2 separate regions of the Homo sapiens genome follow, and region 1 is linked to region 2. Evidence: read pairs that join two places in POLR2A ChIA-PET (ENCODE). Cell type or tissue: Panc1. All regions are shown on one strand.

Region 1 (8,000 bases), 1.1 Mb after region 2:
GGACATTCCAAGAAATCACCAAGGCATGAGGATGGAGCTGGTGGATCACCCTTGTCTCTAACCACCGCACAGCCAAGTCCTGCTCACACAGAGACTCCCGGACTCCCAGGGGACCCAGGGCCACCCCTCACTGACCTCCTGAGCCCCTCCCCATGCCTGATGCATGAGAGGCAGATCCCATCTGTCCCCTGTCCCCTCCCCTGCTTCAAATACTCATGAACTCCCAGCTGCCTGCAGATGGCCCTCCTGTGCCTCACCCCTGCAGAGGACCCCACACCCCAGCTGTCTTTGAGGATGTCTGTTCCCTAAAGCTGGAGGCAGAGGCCTTGCCTCTCTGGATCCGTCCTGCCCTCCAGCCCCATCCTACCCACCTGCTGTTCCCCAGCCCATGGTTGTGGCTGCCCTTGGTCTGCCAGCCTAGTGCTGGGGCATTTCTTACCTGGCACCCTTTAGATCCCTTTGCATGTAAATCTTAAAGAAGAGGGAAAAACAACAGAAAACGGATTTGATGCAAACAAGATACAAAATAAAAACACACGAGGCCCTGCCTGGCCCTCCCACGGCTCAGGGGCAGGTGGAGAGGACCAATGGGTACCTCAGGGCCACACCTGTGTGATGCCTGAGCGGCCCTCAGCCCACATGCCGCGCCTGCGCCTCTGCCTGGCCACCTGCTGCAGCTGCGCTTCCTCCCTCCCTGGCCTTATGTACGGAGGGGGCCAAGCCTGACCGGGTGGATTCTCATCCTCCCAGCCTGTGAGGCCAGCCGGGCGTCTGAGAACAATCCGTACTTGTTAATCTTTTATCTGGAACCTTGGACCTCAGGTCGGCCCCTCCATCCTCCCTCCTGGGATTCGCCACACAGCCCCTATAACCTGACCTCGCCTGCTGTGGGATTAAGTAACTATGTTCCCTTTTATGCTGGCTGAGGCTGTGGGAGAGAGTGACAGAGGCAGGCTGCTGAACCCAGTCTCACCTAGACTCGATCCCCACCTGCCAGTGAGTCCCTGTGTGACCTCAATCTGGGTCTCAGTTCCCCCAAATGTGAAACAGGAACCTTCAGGAGGAATTTCTCAGAGTTTAAAGGGGGTGACTTTTGCACACAGAGGTGCTTTGAGAACAGGACCCCCAAGACCCTGGCAGTGGGGACAGGCCTGGCCCCAACACTACATGTGGGTGTCCCACAGCCCTGGCTGTGTGTCTTCAGGTAAGTCACTTGCCCTCTCTGAGCCCATCTCCACATGGAGGGTGAGCACAGGCTTCAGAGCCACTTCTGCCTTCCATCTCCAGGCTGAGCAGCAGGGTGGCCTCAGGATGTGGAAAGCACACAATCCTCCATAAAAGAGCTGGGCTAATTCCAAATGAGGAACATGTACTCCCACATCCCTGGTGGAAAACCGAGGGTCCGGGAACCTATGCCTTCTACCAGCAGCTCTTTCGATGCCAATGGGTGGCAGGAGGCCATAGCCAGGCATCACAGGGTGTGTCTGCCTTGCTTTGATTTACACATGCATTCACGGGGTCTCAGTTTCTCCTCTGTAAAATGGACACAGTCCAGTTCTGGGGCAGGAGTTCAGGGGTGAAGCCAAGAAGGCACCAGCAGAGCATGCCTCCTGCTACCCCCTCTCCAGGCCCTTCCTCCAAGGCCCTTCCACGGATGCCAGGGGGGTTACCTACAGCCACTGGAACCCTGCTTTCCTGGACAATCTCCCAGATCAGGGAGTGCTGGGGCTGACCTGGGAGCAGGGCCAGGGGCCAGTCATACAACAAACATGATAAACTCCTACTCTGAGCTAGTCTCCCCCGCGCCCTGCCCTTCTCCCAGGGCGCTCATGGGAGATGAGGGAAGACCACTTCCTGCCTCTCAGGAAGATCAGTCTGTCCACACTACTGTGCTCTTCATATCTACTCTAGGAAAACCAGTGGTAATGGCCCCATTTTAAAGATGGTGGGAAAAACACACATCCCCGTGCTATGTTTTTGGTTTTTGTTTTGTTTTGAGACAGAATCTCGCTCTGTTGCCCAGGGTGGAGTGCAGTGAGGTGATCACAGCTCACTGTAGCCTCGAACTCTGGACGAAAGCAATCCTTCCACCTTTCAGCCTCCCGAATAGCTGGGACTACAGGCGCATGCCACCATGCTCAGCTAATTTTTTTTTTGCATTTTTTGTAGATACGGGGTCTTGCTATGTTACCCAGGTTGGTTTCGAGCTCCTGGACTCAAGCAATCCGCCCACCTCAGCCTCCCAAAGTGTGGGATTAGAGGCATGAGCCACCACTCCTGGTCAGTGGTGTTTTAGTGTCAAATCCTCTCCAAAGGCTCCCAACCCCCCAGCCTCTAACTTCACAGCACATTTCACAGAGCAAGAAACTGAGGTCACATGGCAGGGGAGTGATGGAGTCCAGATGATGGCATCATCCCTGCACCAGAACAAGTACCCTCCCTGGGCTCCACTGGGCCTGTCCACAAGCTTGGGGGCAGGTATACAGTGGGGAAACTGGGGCACATGGGGAAACTGAGGCACAGAGGTACAGCGACTCACCCCAGGTCACAGGGGGGATCCTAACCCAAAACTCCAACAAGGGGGCCAGTGCCTGGGAAGTGGTCATGGTGGTCAGAGGCAGAGCCAGGGCCAGGCAGGATGAACAAGAGCACAGGGTGCCAGACTAAGCTCCATTCCCAGCACAAATTCCAAGGCAAACAGCCTTTTGTATGCAAATATGCCAGAGCCTCCAGATACTCCCTGGCCTTGGGCTGACCTTGGGCAAGTCAAGGCTATCCAAAGGGCACTGGCACCCACGCCCCCAGGCTGTTGTGCCAGTAGAAGGGGCTCCTCAGGTAGTACCAGGCCCTGGGCAGGCCTTGCTCAAACACAGGAGCAAAAGTGCTCATCACCCCAACACCAAATTAGGGACTCTGGACATTAGGCTGCCAGAGTCAAACTAAATAAACCAAATCCACCAGCGCCAGGAACAAGTCTCAGCGCCCACTTTGCTGAGCTGCGGACCTCTGCTCGGTGAATTAGCTCCCTGAGCCGCAGTTTCCCCAACTGTGAGAGGAAGCCATTCTCCTGCCACCTTCCTGCCAGTTCCCTGGGGCTGCAGGCTGACAGTGTGACCTGGTCCAGCCCACCCCACTCCGGGCCTCAGCTTCCTCCTGCGCAGAGCCTTAGCCCCGCAACGCCTGAGACGCCCAGAACCCTCAGGCCTAACGTTCGTGGGCAGTGGCCGCGGAAGTAAGCTTTTGGGATATCTGAGACCCAGAGTTCCGGTTTGGTTCCGTTTCTAAAAGGGTTAGACTTTAGAATCATTCAAGGAGCAAGGCCAGCATTCGAACCCCGGAGCCTTGGGCACGGGAGCAGACAACTCTTTAAGCACATTCTTGAATTCAAACACTTAAAAGTAAAATAAAAAGCAGCTTCTCTTCCTTCCAAAGGCCTCTGAGCCTCCTCCGAGACAGCCGAGGCGATCCCAAGCCTGGCTACAGGGTGACCTCGGACAGCCACTCCCCTCTCGCAGGCTCAGTTTCTCCATCTGTAAAGTGGAGCTGCGCTGGTCACCAAGGAATCGTGAAGATGACACCTCCCTCAGGCGCAGAGAGGGCTCCCGGCTCCCCCCTCCCGCCCCCGCGCCACCCGCCCGCCAGGTGAGGCCGGTTTCGACTTCCCCGGGAGGGGCGCGGAGGGGCCCGGAGCCTGCGGCGTGGAGAGGCTTGGCCGGCCGCGCTGTCCGCAGACGCCCGGGACCAAGGCGCTGCGGCCACTCGGGAACGGGCGCGCGGGCTGCTGCGTGCAGCCGCCTGGTTTCGAACTGCTCGCTGCCAGGCTTCGGCTCCGCTAGGGCGCCTGCTGGGCCGGCGGAGGGTCGAGGAGGTTCGTCCTCGGGGCAGATCGTTGCTGTGGCCCCCACCCACGGCTGTGCGGCCCCGCGACCCCCTCCCCTCGGCTTTCCCGTCTGTGAAATGGGCGCAGAGCCCCGCACGCGGCCACTCGGCCCCAGCCCTCACCTGTGCGGTTCCCTGGGGCAGGCGTGGTGACCCCGGCCCGCCCCCGGGGCCTCGCCTTGCCACGGAGGGTGGCGGCCGCCCAGCGCATCCTGCGCGCTCCGAGGCGCTTGGCGGGGTCTGCCAGGGGAGTGAGCCCGGCTTGTGGGGGCGGGGCCTGGGCCTGGGCCTGGGTGAGGGGCGGGGAGGCCCCGCCCTCCACGCCCGCCCAGGGGCGGTTCCATGCAACTTACAGACCACGCCCACACGTTGGACTGGGGCCGAGGTCCGGCCGGGGGCTGTGGGCGGGGGCCCTTGGGGAGACCAAATACCCAGCGGGCCAAGGCAGCCGGCTGAGCGGAAAGTGTTGCTACTCCGGGGCGTTGCACGCGTGGCTACCTCTGCCCAACACCCTTCCCCCATCCCTTCCTGTTCTCACCTTCACTCCTAGTGTGGTTTTTCCATGTGCTTCTGTGTTTTTATTTTTTGAGCAGGATTTTGCCTTCTCAGGGTGCCGGATTCGGCCGGTACCAAAGGGCAAACAGCAAAACGCCTCCCCGGCCCGCCCCTCCCGTAACCCACTCACCCCCAGAGTCCTGTGTGGACCCAGCCTTCTTTCCCTGTCTCTCACTGGGCCAGGCCGTCTGAGGCACACTGAGGTCTGGGTGCCCTTGTTGTCTTCGGTTCTCACTGAGGGGCCCCCGGCTGGGGGAAACAGGATGGAAAGCCCTGGGGTCTGTCTGCAGGGCCCACCACACCTGGAGGCCTCCCTTCTCCTGGCTTCCCCTTCCCACCCAGCTCCACTTGCAGCAGGCCCAGAGCTGTGATCCGGGCTCTTTCTCTCCCTCTGACCCCACCCAACCCAGGCTTAGCCCCCTGCCCAGGCAGCCACCAAAGGGTTGGGTGTGGTGTCAGGCCTCAGACATCCTGGATCTTGGGCTGCTTGTGGGAGACCACCTGAGCCATGCCTATTCCTGTGGAGCTGGCAAAGGCAATCCTGGCAGAGGGAACAGCAGGTGCAAAGGCCCTGGTTTGGCAATGTGTGGCAGCAGAAGCCCAGTGCGGCTGGCTTAGGCATGCCTCCAGGAGCGCAGAAGGTGGCCCAGGTGGGCCAGGCTGGCTCTAGAGTGCCTGGCAGGTGACCGTGAAGAGTGTGGATGTTCAGGTGGACCATGAAGCAGGGTTCCAGCAGGGCAGCCCCTCCCCGTCTCTGCTTTCCGAGCCCTCCAAAGCTGAGGTTCAGTGTGAAACGTGAGGGGCCCTCCCCCTTTCGCCATCAGGGTTGGCGTCACCCCTGATATGTTCTTCCCACTTGGACTTGTGGGTCACACACGATGGCTTACTTCAATCTCCTTTATTCAAAATCAAGCATGTGTATTCTTTCTGCCATGTCGGGAAGGGCAGGGCCATCAGCAGTGCCCACTCCAGACCACACTCTGGGACCCCAGAATGTCTTGCCAAGTGGCCCCTAGCCCACCTCTCAGGCCTGTGTGGTCCCTTCCCTGGTTTTGCCCACCATGCACCACCAGGCAGAAGGCCACTGCCTGTAGGTGCATGGACAGGGCTGGGAGGGAGGTCTGGGGCAGCCCTCCAATAGCTGGGTGGAGCTAGGTGGGGATGGAAAACACCAGGCTGCCTGCAGCTCCCTAAGCCACCACGCTGTGACCCAGGCCTTCAGGAGCCTTCAAATGCTAAACACCTGGCCATTTAGGAAGTGTGTTTCCTAGAGCTGTGTAACATAGTACCCCAGACTGGGTGCCTGAGAACAACAGAAATTTATTGTCTTATGGTTCAGGAGGCCAGAAGTCTGAGATCAGGGTGTCGGCAGGCCTGCAGTCCCTCCAAAAACTCCAGGAGAACAGCCTTCCTTGTATCATCCAGCTTCTGGCAGTTCCTTGGCCGGTGGCAACTTAACTCCTGTCTACACATGGTGCTCTCCCTGTGTCTCTCTGTGTTCAAATCTCTCTTCTAAGGACACCAGTCATATTAGATTAGAGCCCACCGTAATGTCCTCATCTTAACTTAAGACCCTATAAAGAGTCTGTAAAGACCGGCCAGGCTCAGTGGCTCACGCCTGTAATCCCAGCACATTGGGAGGCAGAGGCAGGTGGATCATAAGGTCAGGAGTTTGCGACCAGCCTGGCCAACATGGTGAAACCCTGTCTCTACTAAAAATACAAAAATTAGCTGGGCATGGTGGCGCGTGCCTGTAGTCCCAGTTACTTGGGAAGCTGAGGCAGGAGAATCACTTGAACCCGGGAGGCGGAGGTTGTGGTGAGCTGAGATTGTGCCACTGCACTCCAGCCTGGGCAACAGAGCAAGACACCATCTCAAGAAAAAAAAAAAAAAAAAGAAGAGTCTGTAAAGACCTTGTCTCCAAATAAGGTCATATTTGGAGGTACTGAGGGTTAGGACTTAAACATATAGATTTTGGGGGACACAGTTCAGCCCCTGACAGGTGGGATCAAGGAGGAAAGAGCATGTTTTTCTGAGCAGTCTGTCGCTTGGTTGGGTTGTGGACATTCAGGCTTGTGGCGCTGGGCCTCCATTTGTACTGTTAGGGGACCTGGAGGTGGCCTAAGGACCTCTGTCATGTCGTTTCCACAGGGAACTGTATGCCTTGCTGTGGCTCAGAACACCCATTTGCTGCCAAAAGGCCATCTTCAGGAGCTATGGGAGGGATCTGAGGCTGGTTCTGGAGGTGGGCCTGTCACCTATTTGAACACTGATCAGGGCCATCTTGTCCACCTTTTCCCAGGCCCTTGGAATGGTTTGCTCCTAGAAAGCCCAGCTATTCTAGCCATGCACGTGGGCGAAACTGAGGCATGTGAAAAGAACGGCACTGGCCCACTAGGGACAACCGCCTGGGGTGCCCCCTTCCATGGTGAGAACCATGGCTCTCTGACAGGCTTCCCTGATCCCTGGGGCAGGGGTGGGCACCCTTGCACTGAGTCTTCGTGTTCTCATCTGAGGGGTGGACATTGTCCTGCCACCCTCTCAAGGCAAGTGAGAGACTGTGATGTGCTCAGGATGGAGTGGTGGCCTCTAAGCTGGACTGTGAAGGCCCGTCAGCTTTTGAGCTTGGCCCACCCGCTCAGCTGTCCTAGTTGCCTGGTTTCCCAGACTCTCCAAGTCTAGGCACAAACTGGGAGCAGTGCTTAGGCTCTGCCTGCTTGGGTGTGTCTCCTTGCCTTCCTCACCCTCCTTCTCCATGGAGCCCTCCCTGATGGCACTCCCTGTCAGAGCCATTTCGTGCTGCCTGTCCTTAAGGCCTGCTCAGCCTGTGTCACGTCTCTGAAATGAAGAGGACATGTGGCCAGGTGTGGAGCTATGGACATGTGGCCGGATATGGCCGAGAGGATCACTTGAGGTCAGACACACCTGTAATCCCAGCTACTTGGGAGGCCGAGGCACGAGAATTGCTTGAACCTAGGAGGCGGAGGTTGCAGTGATCTGAGATTGCACCACTGCACTCCAGCCTGGGTGACAAAGGGAAACTGTGTCTCAAAAAAAAAAAAAAAAAAAAAAAAAACGCAAAACATATGGGCTTCCCTGCTGGAGGAGGCAGGGGAGGAGGCTAGGAGGAACGGATGGGCTGCTGGCTGCTGGTGAGGCAGGCCGGGAGAAGGAAGCAGAGTCAGGCACAGCCTGAGGAACTGACCAAAGCCACAGCCTCTTCCCAGCTCCATTTGCAACTGGGAGCACACAGTGCACTGTCAGTGGACACTTGTTGGATGGAACCTGGGAGGCAGGGGAGGCCTGCCAGCCCTGGGGCTCAGTGTTCCACTCTGTAACATGGGGGTCTTGTGCGCTGCCAGAGGTTTCCAGAGGAAGGTGAGGGTCTGGCTTGGGAGTTTCCTCTTTCCTCAGACCTTAGCTGAGGTGTTGCCACCCCCAGGAAGCCTTCCTCAACCCTTGATTTGCCTGACTCAGCACCCATGGGCCATGGTGGCCTGGGAGGGGACCCATGCAGAAGTCTGGTGGTGGCAGAGTTCTTGGCTTGGTGAGTTTTTCTAAAATTA
Region 2 (8,000 bases):
TGATAAACTGTAAATACAAAATGTCAAAATTAATTCTTCTGAGTTTTAATATCATCTAAATAAAAAGAAAATAATGCAGCAAGTCTACTCCTCAGGGAAGGCAATAGATTGTATAGTTATCTCCTGAACAGGGTAAAATCACTACCCCACAACTATACAATCTACTACCTCACTCTGATAGAGCAATGTTTTCTTCTGGAATGGAAAGTACAATCTCTTTCGAAAGAAAATTTCAACATAAAATTATCAGCATAAATCAAAATAAAAAAATACATTTATTCTGACACAGAGAAATAAGACAAGAAGCAAAAGGTTTCCCCACCCCCATCCAGTGTACTTGCTACAGACTTTATCTCTAAATTAATTTATTTCCAGGCCATAAACAAATGCTGCACTACATCTCTTTAAGACAAGTTAATCTTAAATATTGTACAATTAGTTAACTGACTTTCTATCAGACCGCCTGGATGCAGACTTTTCTATCACGTTAGGAAAGACAGTAGATTGTATAGTTATCTCCCAGTGGTGGGTGTGACCCTAAAACTATACAACCTACTACCTCATCCCACAGTGAAGAGAACATCCAGGGTGAATGGTGAAAAGGAATCACAGTTGAGCACCACAGGAAGGCTTTTTTTCCTCCTCGGTAATCCTGGTTTCCTGTGTGAGTGATAAGAAAAATAGTATTAGACCATTTTCATTCACTTACGTTGAAAATGAAGTTTAACTGAACATTTTGGCTACATGCATAATCTATGCTGTGGTTTCATTTCCTGTATTTCATTAATAGTATTTTAAATGCTTGGTTATCTGAATCCGCTCCTAAAACCATGTATTTACAAGATTCAGAAATCACCCTCTTACCACCACCTTTTACTATTATTAACTGCTGGTTTTCTTACAGTTCCTACAAATGAAAATGCATGAAATAACTTATCCTTCAAGAAACAACAAAAAATCATTACAGAAAAACATGACAGCCTCTAATTAAAAATCCAATGACTTCAAAACCCAAAAGTCCTGTACATCATGCATAATCCAAATGCACTAACATACAACGAGATAATATAAAAAACACACACAAATAGAAACTAATTTTTAAAGGAACCTACTCATTTATCCCATGCGAGCAAACACTAAGTGGTCTTATTAGGACTAAATCAAAGATAATCACCTGGATCTGATTCAGGGTCAGGATCCTTTCCTTTAGATAGAAAGGTAATATGTGGATTGAAGGCAGAGTCCAAAATCTTTAATAAACCCAAGTAATCTAAACTGTATTATTACCCTTTAATTTACAGACTTCATATTTAGGAGGTAGCTACTACGAAGATTATCTTTTAAGATAGGGACTAAATTTATTTTGTAGTGATTTAGTAACCAAAAGCACTAATTTTTAAAATTACAAAACGTAATAAAAAACATACGGCTCAATATAATAGAATTTAAAGTCTAGAAATAAACCCATACATGGGTCAACTGATTTTCAACCATGACAAGACAATTCAACTGGGAATCGTTTTTTCAACAAATAATGCTGACGGCTGTATAGCCACATGCAAAAAAAATGGATCTGCATTCTTTGTAAACTGGTGTGCAAAACACACATTAAAGTAACTTAAAACAACCTAATTTAATGGTAAAATATTTTAATAGATATTTCACCAAAGATATGACTCATAAGCACAAATGGCCAACAGGCACATGAAAAGATACATTATTCATTAGGATGGCTAATAAGATTAATAAAAGTGTTGACAAGGATGCGGAGAAAATTGGAACCCTTAGATTGCTGGTGGGAATGTGAAATGGTGCAGCTGCTTTGGAGAACAAAACTTGTAGACAAGTCAAACAGTTGTTAAGTGGAATCAGAAACACGTATTTCGTCTTTGTCTCCATTTGAAGATCCTGGCTGGCATACAGCTCCTAAAACCCTCAGAATTTCCTAAGTGATGAATGTCTGTTTAATGCTACTGAGTCGATTGGTGGCTCCTGTAGTTTCAGGAGGGGGATAGTCACCAGAAAGACCAAGGTGTGATTAGAGGGGTGGAACTTTCAGCCTCACCCCCTCAACCTCCAGGTAAAGCAGAGAGGACAGAGAGTAAGCCAATCATCAAAGGCCAATAATGTAATCAATCATGCCTAAGTATGAAACCTCCATAAAAACCCCTTAAGTGTCAGGGTTTGGACAGCTCTGAGTTGAAAAACACATCTTCATGCCAGGAGGCTGGTGTAACCCTAACTCCATAGATACAGAAGCTCCTGTGCTAGGAACCCTCCTGGACTTCAGCTTAAGGACCTCTTCATCTGGCTATTCATTTAAATCCTTTATAATAAACCAGTGATAATGAGTGTCTTCCTGTGTTCTGTAAGCCATCCTAGCAAATTATAGACCCAGTGGAAGAGGTTGTGAAACCCCCTAATTTATAGCTGGTTGGTTAAAAATTCAGGTAGAAACCTGCATCTGAAGCGGGGGCAGTCTTACGTGTTTGAGCCCTCAACCTGTGAAGTTTGTACTAACTTCAGGTAGTTTCAGAATTAAATTTAATTGTAGGACACTCTGTTGGTGTCGAGTTGAAGAATTGATTGTTGGTGTCAGAACTGGTTAGTGATGAGTAAAAAACAGTTCACCATATGACCCAGCAATTCCATTTCTAGGTATATACTCTAGAGAACTGAACATGGCTGGGTGTGGTGGTGCAGGCTTATGGTCCCAGCTGAGTTACTCAGGAGGTTGAGGCAGGAAGATTGCTTGAGCCTAGGAGTTAAAGGTTGCAGTAAGCTATGACCACACCACTGCACTCCAGTCAGAGCAAGAGAGTGAGACCCTGCCCCTCCCCGCAAAAAAAAAGGGCAAGAGAATTGAAAAAACGTGTATTTGAATGTTCACAGCATTACTCATTTGGAGTCAATAAAAACCAGGGTTCAAATCCTGGCCCTACTAATTCTCTGCCATTGAAATCTTGCAAAAGAAATTTAGCCGAAGTCCCTCAGCTTTCCTAGCTGCAGTATCAACACGTCTGTAACAAAAAGGGAAAGATTTATTAATACCATATATCCAAAATATGTAAGGTCCAACTACTTCATCATCTCTAGATGAAAACTGGTGGTAAGAAGCTTAATAACTTGCCCCAAATTAGAGACAGTACTGCATCACTAAACTATACTACATTTGAGACCATTTCAATTCTACAAGGCCAGGTTATGCAAACTAGGAACTCACAGACACACTTGTCCCTAACGTCAGGCCCTTTATAAGCCAAAATATTTCCCATGAATCAGCACTGTCCTTACTTTTATTTTTTTAGAGACGAGGTCTTGCTCTGTCACCCAGGCTGGAGTGCAACCGTGTGATCTTGGCTCCTGAAACCTCCGCCTCCTGGGTTCAAGCGATTTTCCTGCCTCAGCCCCCCAAGTAGCTGGGATTATAGGCATCCACCATCACGCCCAGCTCATTTTTGTATTTTTAGTAAAGACGGGGTTTCACCATGTTGGCCAGGCTGGTCTCGAACTCCTGACCTCAGGTGATCTGCCTGCCTGCCTGCCTTCGCCTCTCAAAGTGCTGGGATTACAGGCGTGAGCCACTGCACCCGGCCTAGTCCTTACTTTTAAAACAATAACAGCCAAAAAAAAAAAAAAAAAAACCAAAACCAAAACCAACCAAACAACAGCAACGAAAAAAAACAGCTAAAAGAAAAAGCATCTGGTACTTCTACTACAATCCTCAACCTCCTACCGATTTTCTCATTTAAAACATGTTTGAATCCTCATCAAACATTCAAAAACACATTTTTTTTCCAACCTTGGTGTCACATGCTTACTTTGTATTATTCTTTCTCAATCCAGCTATGTAAATAAATACCATATTGCTAGAAAGCATTCTGGTAATTTACATACCAAGTGCTATTAACATGACCCTCAATTTTTTGAAAAGTATATGTATATAAGTAATCCAATAAATAATATTGTTCACAAATCAATACTTACTCTAATATGTTATTTTATTATATACATGAACTGATTTTATAATCTAATGGTTCCCAGCCTGCAGTTTAGAAAACACTGATTACAGCAAATGGTGGAAACTAAAACCAAACAGCCGAGCAATGTTCAGTTAGGGCCAGCTCTCATAAACACTGAACATAATCCATGAATTTATGGATTACAAGAACCCATGGAAATATTCATTTGGAAGTTAATTAAAAGCCCTAACTAACTAATCACAACTATGTAATGCTTGCGTACTGGGAAAGAGTGGGTTGATAGCTAGTATACATTTAGGACTTGAAGTTTTTCTGTCTACAGTTAATGCTGGCTCCCCATTTACTATGTCCTTGGACATATCATCTAATTTCTGGGCCTTTGTTTACTTCTTAGGTAGAATACTATTAGCTAAAATTATCAGAATTTGAGCCTTCTGATAATTCTTTCTTAAAAAGTAACAAAAATACTTTTATATCCACTTTCTATCCTTATTCACATACTACCTCAATCTGTAGCTGGAACTACCCTCTCATTAAAAGTTATGGCAAATGGCCAGGCACAGTGGCTCATGCCTGTAATCCCAGCACTTTGGGAGGCCCAGGAGGGCAAATCATGAGGTCAGGAGTTCGAAACCAGCCTGGCCAATATGGTGAAACCCCCTCTCTACTAAAAATAAAAAAATCAGCCAGGCATGGTGGCATGCGCCTGTAGTCCTAGCTACTCGGGAGGCTGAGGCAGAAGAATCGCTTGAACCTGGAAGGTGGAGGTTGCATGGAGCCGAGATCATGCCACCGCACTCCAGCCTGGGCAACAGAGCAAGATGCGGTCTCAAAAAAAATATATATATATTACGGCAACTGGCCAGGCACAGTGGCTCACACCTATAATCCCAGCACTTTGAGAGGCCCAGGCGAGTGGATCACCTGAGGTCAGGAGTTTGGGACCAGCCTGGCCAACATGGTGAAAACCCATCTCTACTAAAAATACAAAAATTTGCCAGGCATGGTGGTAGGCACCTGTAATCCCAGCTACTCAGGAGGCTGAGGTAGGAGAATCGCTTGAACCCAGGAGGCAGAGGTTGCAGTAGACCAAGATCGCACCATTACACTCCAGCCTGGGCAAGAAGAGCAAAACTGTCTCAAAAAAATATATACAATAATAAATTATTTAATTAATTTATGGCAACTAAAAGTCAAAATTCAACTTACACAAAATGTATCTTCATTTCATTCAGCTCAGCATACCAGTACAGGAAAATGGTTAAGGGCAATGGTTTCAGGGTCAAGCAGCCAAGCAGCTACTTAGTGGCTGTGTTCTCTCATCGCCATTTGGGGGAACTGTAACAGCCACACCTCATGGGGTTGCTGTCAGGACTGGGATACATGCAAAGATATTGAATGACTGAGAAATTAACTCAACAAATGGCAACTGTACTTAATAAATTAATTTGACAAACTATCCTAACAGGAATTTTACCTTTCCAGATATACTTGTGATAGTTAAAAATATTATCAATTTAAAGCATGCTACAAAGCAGGCAAATCTATTAGTTATAGACTTGTCTATATCTACATTTACATCAAGTAAGTTTTCATAACTTATTAACATTCACATTCCTAATTTCATTTTTGTAATGAATTTGTTTCAAATTGACATAAAAATTGTTATTTTTATGGTGTACATAAAATAGGTTTATATTATAGCTAAATCAAGTTAATTAACATATGTACTATCCCCACAGACTTATTTTCTTATGGTGAAAACACTTAGGAACACACTCCTAACTTCAAAATATTTTTTAAAATAGCCTCTAATTTCCTAAAACACTCTAAACTTTAGTTGAAATGCAAGCATACTCTACCTTTTAAGCACTTAATATCTAGTAAGTTTAAATTTTCTGAGCTAAGACATTTCCCTACACTTTTACATTAATTTAAATACTCCTAAAACAAAGTAGCTCAAAAAGTTCACAAGTAAACTATTTCCTCCAGTCTCATTTTTGTTTCATACGCTGTAATCAAACACAGATCAAAATTACAACACTGGCTACTTTAACAGATTTCTTTCAATCTCAAATAGTTGAATTATCAACAAAATTATCCGACAATGATGCAGGCTGAGTATTACATTAATAAGCAAACTCTCCAATAGTATTTTGCTCCCTTCGATAGAGCATGTGCAACACATGAGATAATAAATTCTTTACATTTATAAATAAGTTTCTCTAAAGCAATTTAACCTAATTCTAATTTAAGATCTTATTTCCTACTCTATCAAACATCACATTAAGTCTGAAATAGCTAAGTACTAGGTCAGGTTTCCCAAAAGGACTATTGCTTATTTCCTTTCACTTAGACACATAGCAGACACTTAAGATAGTCTTGAAGAATATCCAACTTGGCTGGCTTGTTCTGCTTACTGACCATTATACATATACCATTATTTCTCAACCCTTTAAACATCTTCTGCCTTCCTATCCTCCATTATACTGTTATGTTCCTGGGTTGAAAAAACCACTATGTAGTCTACACATCCACAAGCCAAGAAAAAAAGTAGGGTGTAATTATTTAATCTAGATTCCACAGTTTACTATAATTAACTGTATCCTTAGTAGGCAATTCACAGTCTATACTGCACAACAGTGAAATCATTAAGAAATGAATTCTAAGCATTCGAGAATTATATATTTGGCTAATAAAAATATGGGGTGGGTTTCTCAGGTGACCAGAAAAGTACTGTAACTTCCTGTTAATGAAAAATTCACACAAAGTAGAAAAGTATCCTCAGGGGATTGCCTCCAGGATACCTCCTTCTCCCAGAGGAAAATCCTCAGATGCTCAAGTCCCTTATAAAATGTGGTGTCATATTTGCATGTAACCTACACACATCCTCCTACATAGATTACTTACAATACCTAATACAATGTAAAAGTTATGTAAATAGTCGTTATACTGTATTATTTTTGATCATATTATTTTTGTTGTACATACTTTTTTTCCCCCAAATATTTTCCATTTGAGGTTAGTTGAATTCAAGGATGCAAAAATCCTTGGACAGGAAGGCCAACTGTGCTTAACAGAAGAGCAAAATGCTCCCAACTTGTATTCATTACGTTATGGTAGAACAAATGATCCAAAATGTCTTATTCTTAGAGAAGCAAGAGACTTAAAGGTATAGCTGTCGGCTGCCTCAAAACACTTAAACCTTGTATTTAGAAAGGGCCTAAGAAATCACCTGATTCGGCCAGGAACCCGGTGGCTCACACCTGTAATCTTAGCACTTTGGGAGGCTGAGGAAGAAGGATCACTTGAGCTCAGGAGTTGGAGACCAGCCTGGGCAACATAGTGAGACGTTGTTTCTATTATTTAAAAAAAAAAAAAAAAAAAAATCACCTAATGCAATTTCTTCACAATTGAGATGAAGCTGTGGAGAGACAGAACATTTTTGGCTGTTTATCTGAAACTACAACTATTCAGCTAGAGAAATCTAATTTTAAAAAAAAATCTAATTTTTTTAAAAACAGTGCACTAGAACTGCACTGTTCATTTGGTAGCTGTTAGTCACATGTTGCTACTGAGCACCTGAAATGTGATTAGCCCCAAGTGTATGTGTTGCAAGTGTAAAACAGTCTGGATTTCAAAGACTTAATACCAAAAATAGTGTAATGGCTCTCATATTTTGTCTATTTAATGAAGTCCATTCTTAAGTGATTATACAACGCTTAGAACACCTACACAGGCAAAAAGCATATGATGATCAGTCCTGAGGTCACATTAAGCAATGCTGACAACTCATTACTGGGGATTCGGATTCTTCTAGTCTCATCTAGACATGGATAAATAATTGGCAATAAATATTATGGGATGGAAAAGACCTCTTATGGTCTAAAGAAAAGCTTCACAGGCTATTAAAAATACTATGATTAAAACGCATACTGGTCCTGGATGGCAAATTTACTTCCCAACTTGTGAAACTAAAGTAGGTGGCTCATGTTCCACCAAATATAAACAGCCCAT

Evidence for each region. Peaks named below come from ENCODE experiments on the same cell type or tissue, not always from the same donor. Only the 100,000 strongest peaks of a DNase experiment are listed, where the experiment ranks them.
Region 1: POLR2A ChIA-PET joins it to region 2 with 11 read pairs; 2 of 35 experiments call an interaction of 5 or more read pairs at or near these places.

Annotation. Positions count from the first base shown.
Region 1 is chr9:93,054,833-93,062,832 of GRCh38, reverse strand. It overlaps SUSD3 (sushi domain containing 3), which reads right to left and starts at 4,132. Exons shown (of 5, transcript NM_145006.4): 1 at 4,003-4,132. The coding sequence starts at 4,090. RefSeq lists enhancers at 1-567, 1,958-2,007, 2,076-3,056, 3,057-4,037 and silencers at 3,548-3,957, 3,968-4,417. In Panc1, no CTCF peak of the experiment used is centred here; no DNase peak of the experiment used is centred here; H3K4me3 peaks cover 1,504 bases; H3K27ac peaks cover 531 bases.
Region 2 is chr9:94,168,525-94,176,524 of GRCh38, reverse strand. It overlaps MIRLET7A1HG (miRlet-7a-1/let-7f-1/let-7d cluster host gene), which reads right to left. Exons shown (of 5, transcript NR_170278.1): 2 at 560-660. It overlaps MIRLET7A1 (microRNA let-7a-1), which reads right to left and starts at 568; the gene lies at 489-568. MIRLET7F1 (microRNA let-7f-1) reads right to left here and starts at 178; the gene lies at 92-178. RefSeq lists a silencer at 5,310-5,359. In Panc1, no CTCF peak of the experiment used is centred here; no DNase peak of the experiment used is centred here; H3K4me3 peaks cover 1,382 bases; H3K27ac peaks cover 542 bases.